Regions from separate parts of the Homo sapiens genome. Here all the other regions are linked to region 1. A link is a contact called in ENCODE Hi-C or POLR2A ChIA-PET data. All regions are on one chromosome and are shown on one strand. Each heading gives the region's core, a stretch centred on a gene start or an enhancer-like site at or near the end of the contact. The rest is flanking DNA. Distances are from core to core; before and after follow the strand shown.

Region 1 (4,052 bases), core at 148-2,647:
CTGCTAAGATGGACATATTATTAAACATATTGAAACCACTCAGTTGGGAGGAATAGTTCTGTTTTGTTCAGCTCATGGACAGTCACTCTTAACTTTTCAGATGAACAAATCAAGAACTGTCATCTTTACCTGCACAGACTTGTTATAGAAGAAATGAATCTGATACAGAAATTATGTAACCTATCTTACAATTTGGAGTACTCTACAAAGAATAAGCAGGAGACACAGCCTTAGCTAGTGTGGAAAACGGGTCATGAGCTGAGAACAGGGTTTTCATTTCTTTGGACCAGTTTCTTTAACGTTTTCGGGTGTCCCTTCTCTCGGCAGTAAAAGGAAGGATTGAACTAGATAGAGGGCTTGTCAGAATTCCTCCCGCTCTAACACTGTACACAGTTGGATGGAATTTAAAATAAAAAATTGTGCATGAACGCTTCACACAGTCTGTTAATTTTAGCTTTATTTCATTGGCTTAGAGTGTCGGGGACCCACCGGAACTGGCTTTTCTGAGGGCCAGGCCTGCAGTCCCCCTTTTGGGGACTAGGAGTTGGGTGTGACCTAGGAAACAAAGCTACTGAAGGCCAACGGGCTAGCAGCACCTGAAACACAAGGGCTCTTTGTCTGGCTCTGTAGCCCAGGCTGGAATGCAGTGGTGTGATCTCTGCTCACTGCAACCTCCACCTCCCGGGTCCCAGTTCAAGCAATTCTCCTGCCTCAGCCTCCCGAGTAGCTGGGATTAGAGGCACGCGCCACCATGCCTATCTAATTTTTTTGTATTTTTAGTAGAGACGGGGTTTCACCATGTTGGCAAGGCTGGTCTTGAACTCCTGACCTCGTGATCTGCCCGCCTCGGCCTCCCACAGTGCTGGGATTATGTCCTGCCAACACAAGGGCTCTTAATCCTTTTTTTTTCTTTTTTGAGGCAGGGTCTCACTCTGCCGCCCAGGCTGGAGTGCAGTAGTGAGATCGCAGCTCACTGCAGCCATGACCTCCTGGGCTCAAGCGATCCTCCAGCCTCAGCCTCCCCAAATGCTGGGATTATAAGCATGCGCCACTACTCCCGGCCTTAATACTTTATTTAGGAATGAAGGAAGGCGGGAACACCCAAACGCGGTTGGTGTGAAGCAATCGCCTTAAAGCTGAGGGGAATGTGTGGTTGTTGGGGGTGGAGCCAGGAACCCGACGCCGTTGGAGAGCAGGAAGCGCCCCGCTGCCCGCCTCCACCCCGCGGCGAGGGCTGGGAGGGGGCCGGGAAGGAGGCGGGGCCGCCCCTGGGAACCACCCGGCCCGGCGCGGCCACGTGACCGAGCGCAGGGGCGGGGAGAGGGCGCCCCGGCTCCGCCCAGCGCGCATGCTCGCGGCTCGGCGCTGAAATTCAAATTTGAACGGCTGCAGAGGCCGAGTCCGTCACTGGAAGCCGAGAGGAGAGGACAGCTGGTTGTGGGAGAGTTCCCCCGCCTCAGACTCCTGGTTTTTTCCAGGAGACACACTGAGCTGAGACTCACTTTTCTCTTCCTGAATTTGAACCACCGTTTCCATCGTCTCGTAGTCCGACGCCTGGGGCGATGGATCCGTTTACGGAGGTGAGTGAGTTTGCGGGTGCAGCCAGCCATGACCCACCGCTCTAGGCCCCCACCCACCTTCCTCTGTCAACCTCTGGGCGAACCCCCACCGGGCGGAGGGCGCGTGTGTGCGCGCGTGCGCAGTGTGTGCGGGCCGGGGTCGCCGCGGCTGCGGCCTGCTGTGGTTGGTGGGTTCCTCTGAGATTTTGTTGTTTCGGTCCTACAGATAAAACTCAGGGAGGAAGGCTTTGAGTCTGTCCTAAAAGGCTGTTGCGAGAGGTCTTTCAGCCCCCGTTTTTACCATGTCCCTCTGCAGTCCTGGCGCAGCAAGAGTGAGGCGCAGGCCTGCGGAACGGGTCCTGCTGGAAGCAGCTGGAATGCCCTGCAGGGCGGGGTCCGGGGCCGGTGACTCAGTGCGGCTGCCGCCGGGAAAGGCAGTAGGATGTGTGATTTGCGGAGTTCACGCAGCCCGCAGGGGAGATGCTAATGAAATGACAGCAAAACGTTAAAATAAGCAGGTGCTAGAAACCACTGCATTCGTTCATAAAAAGCCAGTAGTTCCTTGAGATCCCATTGTTCAGCTAACTAACGAAGAAGTTCATACCCGGGACTGACCATTTTAATTGAAACAATGCAAGTGTACCGAGCAAAACTATCAGCTCACGATTTTAGAGCAAAGAAATAAACTTTTCGGTGTTTCTGGGGCATATCATTACAGTACTTATTTCATCTTTTGTTCCTTTGAGATTGCATATGGGTTACATGGTTATTGTGTCGATTTCTCTAGTTTTAGCTTTTGTGGAGAATGTGCGTTGTCACATTCAGGAGTGTTTTGTTGCCAGTTGTCCACTCTCTTTTATTCCAGGACAGTTCCTCTTTCTTTAGGCTGTTGTGCAAATTTCAAACTGTTAGTTTTTGAGTGTTGCAAAGTGGACCTAAAACTGTTTACACTGATTCAAAAACTTAAATGCTGTGAAGAGTGGTAATTCTTTCGGGGAGATGTAATTATAATTCTATAAGTTATGTATGAGATATTAATTACAGATTTCAGCAATTAGAGTTTACTTATATTCAAGCATGACATAATCTATTTTTCTGTTTCAAATTCTTAATCATCTTGGGACAAATACATCAATTTTTTTCACCTTCCTTAAAGGTTCTAATAGAAAAATCTAGAGCCTATTTTTGTATTAGCCTTAAAATAGGGCTGGTCATGCACCAAGTATCTTTCACTTACACTGAGGTCGAAAAGCGTGTATTTATTTTATCTAAACTAGAATACGATTCCTTAAAACATTAGCCCTATGTGTCTTCCTAAGTAACAGACAGGAACAAAGCATTTTTAAGTTGGCTGAAAATTGCACTTCATTTTACTTAAAAATGTCATTCTGAAGGTAGTACAAATCTCAACTGAAAGAAACTTTACCTGTTTAGATCGTTTTAGGATGTGCTCAGAAATATGTATGGTTTATATTATGAAAAGTTAGATCACTTGCAGTTGGAAAAACAGCTTAGACGTCTTTTCCTTAATAGGTAATGAATGAACTACTTGAATTGATTCCAACTCTTGGGTGCTTAATTATAGCATTCATAACATTTGCACAGTGAAATGAGCTACTGGTACAGTTGTCTATCAACTGAAAGTCAGTATAAAATGACTCTCTCAACCAGGGTTTCCTCTCAGAACCATGGTACACAGGAAAATTGAGAGACTATTTTCTCAATTCTCCCAAGGATAATTCAATGCCACCCTACAAACATAGGAAATAAGTCTATCATATTAACGCCAGCGTATTAGGGCTTAATTATTTTGGTAACTCCAGTTGAGAAAGGTTACAATCATGGTAAACTCTCTTTTCCTCAAACAAGACTGTTCTGCATTGGTCTTCCTCCCTGTGGTCGCTGATACTGTTCTGGCACTCTTTTTTTTTTTAAGACGGAGTCTCGCAGTGTCGCCCAGGTGACAAAACCATAAACTCACTACTCATAACGTCAAGAGTTTGAAGCTCTACTCACAGGTGATAGTCATCCCAGTACAAGAATACTACAAAGAAACCCAGAGTGAAGTGTACCAATCCAGAACTTTCTTTATAAAAACCTTAAAAGAGAAAAAGCTATAATTAAAATACTTCACAGAAGCATATTTTATTGTAGACGCTTTAGATCCTTTTATGTCTGCAGGCTGCATATAAATAAGTATGCAAATAAACATGCCACTACCATTTTTAGTGGAATTTCTCTTATTTTCCAGAATTAAATGAAGTTCCCTGGGGAAGAGCTGCTAGAGCATATTGAAAATAATAAGAAGTTAATTTATATTGAGTCTACTGTGTTAAAGAAGGCAAGGAAATTAGTAAAATCTCCTAGAAAAATTTGTCAGAGATGACTTTGGGGTGTATGTGGCAAAAGTTGTTCAGGGACTATAAGCTTCAGTTACCTGAGATTCATACATGTGGGCTATCCTACTTCTTGAATATGTTATTGCAGTGGTTT
Region 2 (4,193 bases), core at 928-3,427, 550 kb after region 1:
ATTTCTCAGTTCCCTTTAGAAATTGTCACTTTGAGCATTTGACATGGCATTGCTAAAGGGCCATTAGAATAGAATGCCAAACCTAATAATTTGGATCTCTAGGAAGAAGTTCCATGGCTTCAGTCTTGTGACCAGTCCTGGGCAAATGGCCAAACATGTACTTTCAAAGGATTGAACTCATCTTCTCCATTTGGAAGATACTGCATTCACTCTACAAAACATCCTGAGAGGGGGGCCTCATTCCTCTGGTTTCACAGATGAGCAAACTGATGCTCAGAGATGTAAATCAATTTGCCTCAGATCACACACCTGGGAAGTGGCAGGACTTGAATTCTGCTTCCTAAGCCTTTCTGCTTACTCCACCCCAGGTGCCTTGGATTTGAAATCGTGTTAGTAAGCTAGCATCACCTTAGCTTCGTGCTGAATGATTTCCAGGGAGCAAGAGTTTTAGAGGTAGAGGTTAACATTAATTTGTAATTTACATAAAACCAATGGACTATACAATCATCATTTCACCAATGGCTATACACAGACAATTTTTTTCAAGGTACAATAGTCCAAAGCACTCCCCTGTCAGTCCAGACCTCCAGGTAGCTGCTTCACAACCTGGCGGATGTGGATCAAAGAATAGTAAAGGCCACTGGGAGGCACCCAACCCTGACTCACTAAGGAGGCATCCCCCTCTCTGCCATATCTAGAACGTCTTTCCTCTTCTATCAGGAAGCGCAGCTGCACATTACTTACTTCTAAGATCCCTCAGCTATATCTAGAAAAACAAAATGATTTACCAGAGCATGTCAACAATGCTTAAAATAGAAATATAAAGTAATTACAAGTGACAACCCTCAAATTGTAGTGAGGCTTAAAAGCAACATTTTCTCTGTCTCAGGAGACAGGTGGGTGCTGCCACCCTCTGAGGAGGCTTATGACATGGATGGGGATTTCAGGAGGGAAATGAAGAGGACGTTTTCTTTGGCGTAGACAACAGATTATCTTTAGTCACATAAAAACCATAGATTTGCATGGAGAGGGAATAAATCTGGACAAATGGCATAGTTTACCTTTAAGAAAGCACTTGCTTTGATGGTGGGTTCACTGTGTTCTGGCTTGAAGGAATGATAACATGAGATCATACACAGCTTTGCATGCTAATTAGATTTAGTGCCCTAGCCAGGAAATTTTTTAGGCTCTGTAAAAAATCTACACTTATAATGAACACTTCCCAAGAAAATGAATACACAGTACAGAAAGGCCTTTCTCAGTAACTGATAAGATGCTCGCAGGAAAGAGAAGAAAAGATGTCCAAGGATCTGGAAGGAAAAAGGCAGTCCTGACAGCACGCCACTGACAGCTTCCAGAATTCTCATGCAGCAAAAATCACCATGACCAGCCACCTTCAGATCATGGTCACGGCAGGCTGGCATGTGGGACAGTTCAGTGTGACACAGACTACCTGCGGAACCTGGGTCCTACCTCAGAGGTGCTCATGGTGAGGGCTACTGCCTCATTCCCTTTGAGCTCCAGTTCCCACATCTGTACACTGGGGACAACGCTGGCCACTGCAGCGGGTCGAGGTGGGTGAACATGCAAATGAGCAGGCGACACATTCATTAAAGTCCTTCCACTGTGTACGTTCAGTATCCCTTATCTACTATGGTTATGCAGTTCTGTGACTGTCAACAATACCTTTTCTTTTATGCGTAAAAAATTCAGAGTAACACGGTGTTTATATAAATCCAGTCTTCCCTTTCCCCTACCTTTTGTAAGCTCTGCCTCAGCTAAGCTGCCACACTCATCCTAACAAAAGGGCCACTGGCCTCTCCTTGTCTCTGTGCTCTCTGTTGGCATTTTAGATCTTCAGTCATGAGAGGCTCTTTGTTCAACTGCTTGATCACCAATTTCATTCATAGACAATTTGATTGGAGTTTTGGGGGATAAGGACTGTCCTGTTCCTATTTCTATCCCCAGAATCTGGCATAGAACCATGTACAACTGCTACGTAAGAAAGTTTGAATGAATGAGTAACTGGAATATTTAATGCTTCGAATAAGTGAAGTGTATTATATGCCTCTAAATAGTTCATTCACTCCTTACTCAAGAAACATGTATATTACTTTTAGTTTTCAGAACGCTTTGCACTTTTGTTTTCAATTGCAGAACATATTTTCATAACAAAAAGGAAATGAAACCTTAACCCCAGTTCTGAATAACAACACTCATCTTTTTCCTCGAGAGCTCCCTTCCTGGCTTTCCATGAAAGTCATGCTAACTTCTGCTCTGAGGGTGGATATACACTAGACAGGGTCTGCACAATCCTTTAGGAAAATCACAACAATAGGGCTGGTTTCACATTTAAAAAATGATCAGGAAACATAAAAATGATCAAGAAAAGAACAGGGAGAGTAAGAGAGCAAGATGGAGGTGGGGAGTACCACAGGTGGGGCATCTCTGCTCAATGCCACCTGGTATTGCCACAAGAACACATGCAGCTCTTATGTGCTTCACAGTGATCTTAGAACGTTACATAGATTAACTATTCCTCATGGCAACTTTCCCTATTTTAAACATAAGGACATGAACATAGAAAGGCTAAGTAATTTGCTGCAGATGACTCAGCTAGTAAATGTCAGAGCAGGAATCTGAACTTGGCAATGTGGCTCCAGAATCCCTGCTTGCCACCTGACACTAGGCTGCTTCTTGGGCACGACAATCCTGAGAATCCAATTATCACCATCTGTATTTTTAAAATGGAGAAGTTGAGATTCAAAGAGACTCAAACTTGACCAAAGTCCACCAGCTCACACGAAGGAGTGCACGATTCAAACTAAAGTCTGCTTGATTTCAAAGCCCACATGATTTTCACTCTACTCCTGGGACCTCCCGTATAATATTTTCTATCCTTCTCACAGGCTTAGCAAAAGATGATTCATTATTTTCTCTGCTGAGCATCTTGCTAAGTTCTACTGGTGAATATCAAGCTGTAATTTTACTCATGAAGCATGTCACTGGTCTCTTCCCCAATGAGGAGATCAGTTTCTCTGATGACCGGAGCTCCTTGAAGTCAACGGGACTTCACAGACATTGATTTGTTGCCTGCTGGAAGCCAGTTGTATAGAAAGTAATTGGGAAGCACAATGGAGTGGATGTAGCCCAGCCTAGGAAGTGTTCCCAGCCCTTAGTGAAAACATAGGCCCTCATACATGGAGACAAGATTTGGGAGAAAAGGCCCAAAGCTCTAAAACACTAGTACACCTTCTTAATGTAGAATTAGAGCTAGAAGGGGCTGCCCCACCAGAAAAGCAAAGGAGCCTATGCTAGCAGTGACTGGTTGCCTTGAAGTGGGAATAAAGGGTCCTGAATTCACTCTGCGAACCCAGGGCAATAGCAAGTGTATTTGCTGTCCTTTCCAACGCCTGCTGACTCACGGCAGCTTTGCTCTACTCTCCGGGGATAAGGCTAAAGAAAACGCCACAAGTTTGCTCTGGGTGTGGTACCATCATTACTTCATTATTCACAGGTGATTTCCTATTCCAGTTCTCAACATTGTTTTCTTCCTAATTTTCAATTATGATTGTTTAATTGCACAAGGTCCATTATTGTCATACATTTTCTCAAAGCCTTTGTAGGATATAAAATAAGTTTTTAAGTTACTATTGCTATCTTAGGTACCTTCTAGAATCCTCTGACTCACTTTTATATGGTTTCTTCCTTTTCTACTTTCACAAGGGTTTTGAAAGGGCTTACAATACAAATGCACTAAGTCAATGAGCCTAAGGAAAGAAGTTGGAGCAGAAAATAAACATTAGGGAGGGAAGGAGGGAGGTACAGGCATACCCCAAACCGGAGCCCAGCCTCAGTGACGGGCATTTAACTTAGCACGAAGCTTTCCGGGAATCCCTAGAACGATCATTTAGAATGTCATTACCTCAATCAGCTTTATTAGAGTTATGGGCTCTTAGTTGCATAGTTGAAAAATAAGAATGCCTCTGTTTTTCCAATAGTGGCTCACTGTGTTTCCCTTAGCTCCCTGGATGGGGTTAAATCGGGCAAATTTCCCCAGTGAGATGACTTGCTGTGGCTCCATACCCCTCACATTCCCCTTAAGTCAGAGTCCATGCCTGCTAACATAATAGCCTGACATACTGCCCAGAGTCCTTGACGGTACTATTTTTAGCAACAGGGCCATGTGGCAC
Region 3 (4,144 bases), core at 148-2,647, 580 kb after region 1:
AGATGAAATCATTCTATTGGTTTTATTTCTCCCCACAACCATTAATATCATCAGCTCACTCCAATGACATGAGTCTTCCTAAAGTCTCTCTTAAAATATCAAAGAATATTTATTCTGCACTTCTGATTTTCTTAGGATAAAGTCTTTGACTTGGAATAGAAGGATAAATATCACAGAAAATTTTAAGTTCTTAATATATATTGCCATTTTCAGAAAGACTGTACTAATCTATACTTCAACTGGCAAAGTATGACACTTTGCTTTATGAGCAATGTATATATTTTATCCCAAATATATTATTCACAGATAGCCCATAGTTATTTTGTTTGTGCAGGCATGCGTGTCTGGGTGTACTAATTGAGCTTTGTAAAGCACACTGGCATATTGCCACCCATTAAATTCATTAATAATATTTTAATCAGCTCTATGTCTCTATGTCATTTTCAATTAAATTTTGTTAATTCTTACATTTTCTCTACATTTTATTTGATAGATTGTCAATGTCAATTGTCAATTATTTCTATTAAATAATTGCCTTAACAGAAATAGTTCTTAGATTCATTTATTGATTCTATTATTTCTTTTATTTTCTAGTTTATTGCCTTGCATTATCTTTCCTTTTGTATTCTTTGGGTGCTTTTGTTGTTATTTTCTAAAATGAGTTATATCCTGAGTTCACTTGTTTTCATTCTTTCTATATAAATAATTAAAAAAAATAATTTTGGGGCTACAAATATACTATTTGAGGGCAGCTTTGGCTATATCCCATAAGTTTTGGCATGTGATGTTCTCACTGTCATCATTTTTGTAATCTTTAGTAGTAGTTTAGATTTCCTCTTTGGTTCAGTGGTTATTTAAAAGCCTTTGAGAATTTATTGAGGATCTTTAGCCATGTAAGTGATGCATTTTTGAAAAAGTTGCATGGATACTGAAAAATAAGGCATACTCTCAGTGGAGGGTATCAATTCAGTATGTACCTACCTAGTAGTTGACATGTTAATTATATTATTAAAGTATTCTATATATTATATTTTAACATAATACAGTTACCATGTAAAGACATGCCATCACAGCTATATTTAAAGGTATCAATTCAATATGTACCTATTAGTTGACACATTAATTATATTATTGAAGTATTCTATAGATTATATTTTAACATACTAGAGTAATAGTGTAATGAATGTCAGTCCAGCTATATTTTTATTCATTTCTTCTTGCATTTCTAGCTTTTTCTCATATTTGGGTGATAATGATATGTGGTGAATTCAATATTCATGATATTGTATATTGTTTTTCAACCCAATTTAAGATCTGTGTCATTTCACAGGAAGTTTAACTCAGTATGTTTACAGCCACAATTGCTTCCCCCCACTTGCATCACTTCCCTAGTTTTATGCCTTAAGTTGGTGCACATCAGAATTGATTGAGGAAGCTGCTGGTGGTGGTATATGTGTGTAGTATGTGGTGGGGGTGTGGGGTAGGAGGTGTGTGTGCTGTTTAAAAACACACTTGCTTAAGCCTCACTTGAAATTCTGGCTTAGAAAGTCTGGGATGATCCTGGGGCTGGGTCTTAATTTTTAAAAGACTCAAAAGGTGGCTACATCTAGTAAAGGATGAAAATCACTGCTTTAAATATTTCCAAAACAAACTCTAAATAAATCATATTTCTTTAATAATTAAAGTCAAGAGTAAAACATTCCCTTTATGAACCCCTTTAGTCGCTTCCCTGTTGTTCATATTATTGTAAGGGGTTTTATTTTTATTAATATTTTAACAAGATTTCTATTTTTCAAGAATTTACTTTGATGGTTAAATAAAATTATTATAAAAGTCAAACTATACCGATAGTAAAAATATGTACTAAAGAATACTATACTAAAAATAAAACTCTTCTTCTGGATTCTCCAGTCTCATTCTCCATCATTATCCACTCTTGATAGCATTGTATTCATTTTTCAGGCTCTCCTTATATATGTAAACACACACACAAACACACACACAAATACATTCATACACTTAACACACACACACACACACACACACACACACACACACACACGCACACCAAGGATCATATGCTGAATGCTGTCCTAATACCTTCTTTGTTCCATGAATTATTTCTTGGTAATCTTCCTCTGTCCAATACACACACATGCACGGCATTCTATACAATAAAATCATATTACACAATTTATCCAGATGCAGCTGAGCAGCAGACATGATAACCTGGTTGGGAAAACCATGCCAGTGTGGAGTGTGCTTTTTCTAAATGTGGTAGCCACAAAACAGTGGACTGCAACTTAGTCCACTGGAGGCTTCCCACTCTGTGGTTAACTAGCTAATGTTGCTTACAATCTTATAAGCTTTTCACTGTTTTCTAAGATCCCTGAGAGCAAAAGCTGGATTGTATTCTTTTTGAATTCCTTCCATGTCCCTGGCACATTACTAGGCATGTAGTATACACTTGATAAAGGTTTTGTTGAATCACTGAATACTGGTGACAAGTGACAAAATGACCACACTTTTACCACTCTTCTGAAATAAGAGCACAATAGCTTCCTGTCTTCTCTTTTCCTCAATGCAAGAACAAAACACAAAACCTGAGTTACTTAGGTATGTGGTTGTGCAATGTCAGAGCTGGCCACTCAGTCTGAAACTCCTGATTCTCCAGAGTGGGATTAGGAAAAAACATGGCATTCAGAAGAACATCGACGCACAGGATAAGGCTGCTCACATGAGGGAGACATGAGGGGAGAGGCCAGGAGCCTTGCCATTCCAGCTACCTGGTACCTGACAGAGCTGGACATCAGAATGACACACCATCCTCACTGCCATTGCCAAGGAGATGGGCCCACCCTTGGGAGATGTTCTCCCTGCAACTGTGGAAACCCAGGTATGGAGGCCTCACTGGTGAAGTTGTGTGTATGAATCATTACAACTTGAAGGGAGCTTGGAAAGGACTACCTGGAGAAGTCTTCTTTAGCAAAGAACGAAAGGTCTAGAAACACTGAGTTTCACCAAACATTAAGAGGATAATTATCTACAAGTACTTAACAGGCCTTACCACCAAGGTGAGGCATGAACTGTTCAAGGTGCTTTGTGGAGGCGAGAGAAAGTTTTGGCAGGTGGTGATAATTAAATTAAATTGAGAAAAATTATGTTTCAGCTGGGCATACAGGGAAGCCTCCCTTTGAAAGAGGTCTATTAAACAACCATCCCAAAGGATACACTTAAGTCATTTAAAGTCAAACTGAGCTTGTTATTTGAAGACATAAGAAAAGAAATCATTTTAAATGGGGGAACAGGAGGAGTCAAGGGAGGAAGTAGCTGACTTAATTCGTTACATTTTTTTCTGTTGGTTTGAAGGGTTGTAAACATTACACTTCCATCTCTCCCTGGGAAGGAAAGATCATCCAGATTCCACTGATTCAGAAAAGCAGTATTACCAAGAGATCTAAGCCTGGCGTTATTTACTCACTAAATTTACTCTTTGAAATGTGTTTGGTCAGCTGTGCTTGGCCTCTGTGACTAGCGGTATTTGTCCAGAGGCTAATTAGCTCAAAGGGTAAAAAGATCAGTGAGTTAATCCATAATCTCGAGTGACTGATGAAACCTAACTGCCAACTGGTGTCGGAGCGGGTCCTTTTCTAAAAAAGGGATTAATAGGACATGCTAGCTATTCTCAAATATTAACTTTTCCAAGAATAAGACAGGATAAAACAAGAGAAAAGACAAGCAGAGATTTTTTTTAAACCTCTCTAACATTTGTAAGGTAATTTCACAAATAAAACTTCTAGAATTCCAGGGGACCATGCGGGCTTTCTTTCTTGCTGTGTGATTCATGGGTCTGGGGTGCTCTCAGGCAGTGGTTGCTTTCTGGCCCCCCAACAATGGCAATGAACGTTTCATTGTCGAGCACTTATTATGTGCCGAGCACCAAGAGTTTTACATGTTATTAATTCACTTGGTCCTCCAAGTAATCTAAGAAGCAGGTATTATTATTCTATTTTACAAGAGACACCATTAGGGCCAGAGGTCACACAGCTAATGGGACTTAAACCCAAGAGCTCTGGCTTCAGTCTTTGACCTTAATTGCTCTTACGGGAAGGAGATAACAACTCGTATCCTGATGACCCATGCC

Evidence for each region. Hi-C counts contacts between places; a loop is a spot of excess contacts on that map. ChIA-PET counts read pairs that join two places held with the same protein, here RNA polymerase II (POLR2A). Pooled maps may share reads with other maps.
Region 2: a pooled map shows a loop between it and region 1 (8-fold over the local background). The contact joins the enhancer-like site here to the promoter of ANLN in region 1. A Hi-C loop is called at or near these places in 3 of 37 single-sample maps with no recorded cell type and 3 of 50 pooled maps. POLR2A ChIA-PET finds 5 or more read pairs at or near these places in 1 of 52 experiments (GM12878).
Region 3: a loop to region 1 is called in a map of mesothelial cell of epicardium, with 31 times the contacts of the local background. The contact joins the enhancer-like site here to the promoter of ANLN in region 1. A Hi-C loop is called at or near these places in 2 of 168 maps with a recorded cell type or tissue (HepG2 and mesothelial cell of epicardium). POLR2A ChIA-PET finds 5 or more read pairs at or near these places in 2 of 52 experiments (HepG2 and activated naive CD8-positive, alpha-beta T cell).

Annotation. Positions count from the first base shown.
Region 1 is chr7:36,388,465-36,392,516 of GRCh38, forward strand. It overlaps ANLN (anillin, actin binding protein), which reads left to right and starts at 1,398. Exons shown (of 24, transcript NM_018685.5): 1 at 1,398-1,580. The coding sequence starts at 1,563. It also overlaps a transcript of MATCAP2 not described here. RefSeq lists enhancers at 1,043-1,633, 1,634-2,224 and a silencer at 1,043-1,452.
Region 2 is chr7:36,941,599-36,945,791 of GRCh38, forward strand. All of the region lies in intron 16 of ELMO1 (engulfment and cell motility 1), which reads right to left. Among named protein-coding and RNA genes, the nearest start is that of MIR1200, 24 kb to the left of the region's middle. RefSeq lists an enhancer at 1,433-1,502. Within about 2 kb of position 2,178, at least 3 of the 41 ENCODE cell types and tissues checked have a DNase peak (open chromatin) inside an H3K27ac peak, as active enhancers do; they include GM12878, where a contact is called at or near this core.
Region 3 is chr7:36,968,159-36,972,302 of GRCh38, forward strand. All of the region lies in intron 16 of ELMO1 (engulfment and cell motility 1), which reads right to left. Among named protein-coding and RNA genes, the nearest start is that of ELMO1-AS1, 28 kb to the right of the region's middle. Within about 2 kb of position 1,398, at least 2 of the 41 ENCODE cell types and tissues checked have a DNase peak (open chromatin) inside an H3K27ac peak, as active enhancers do.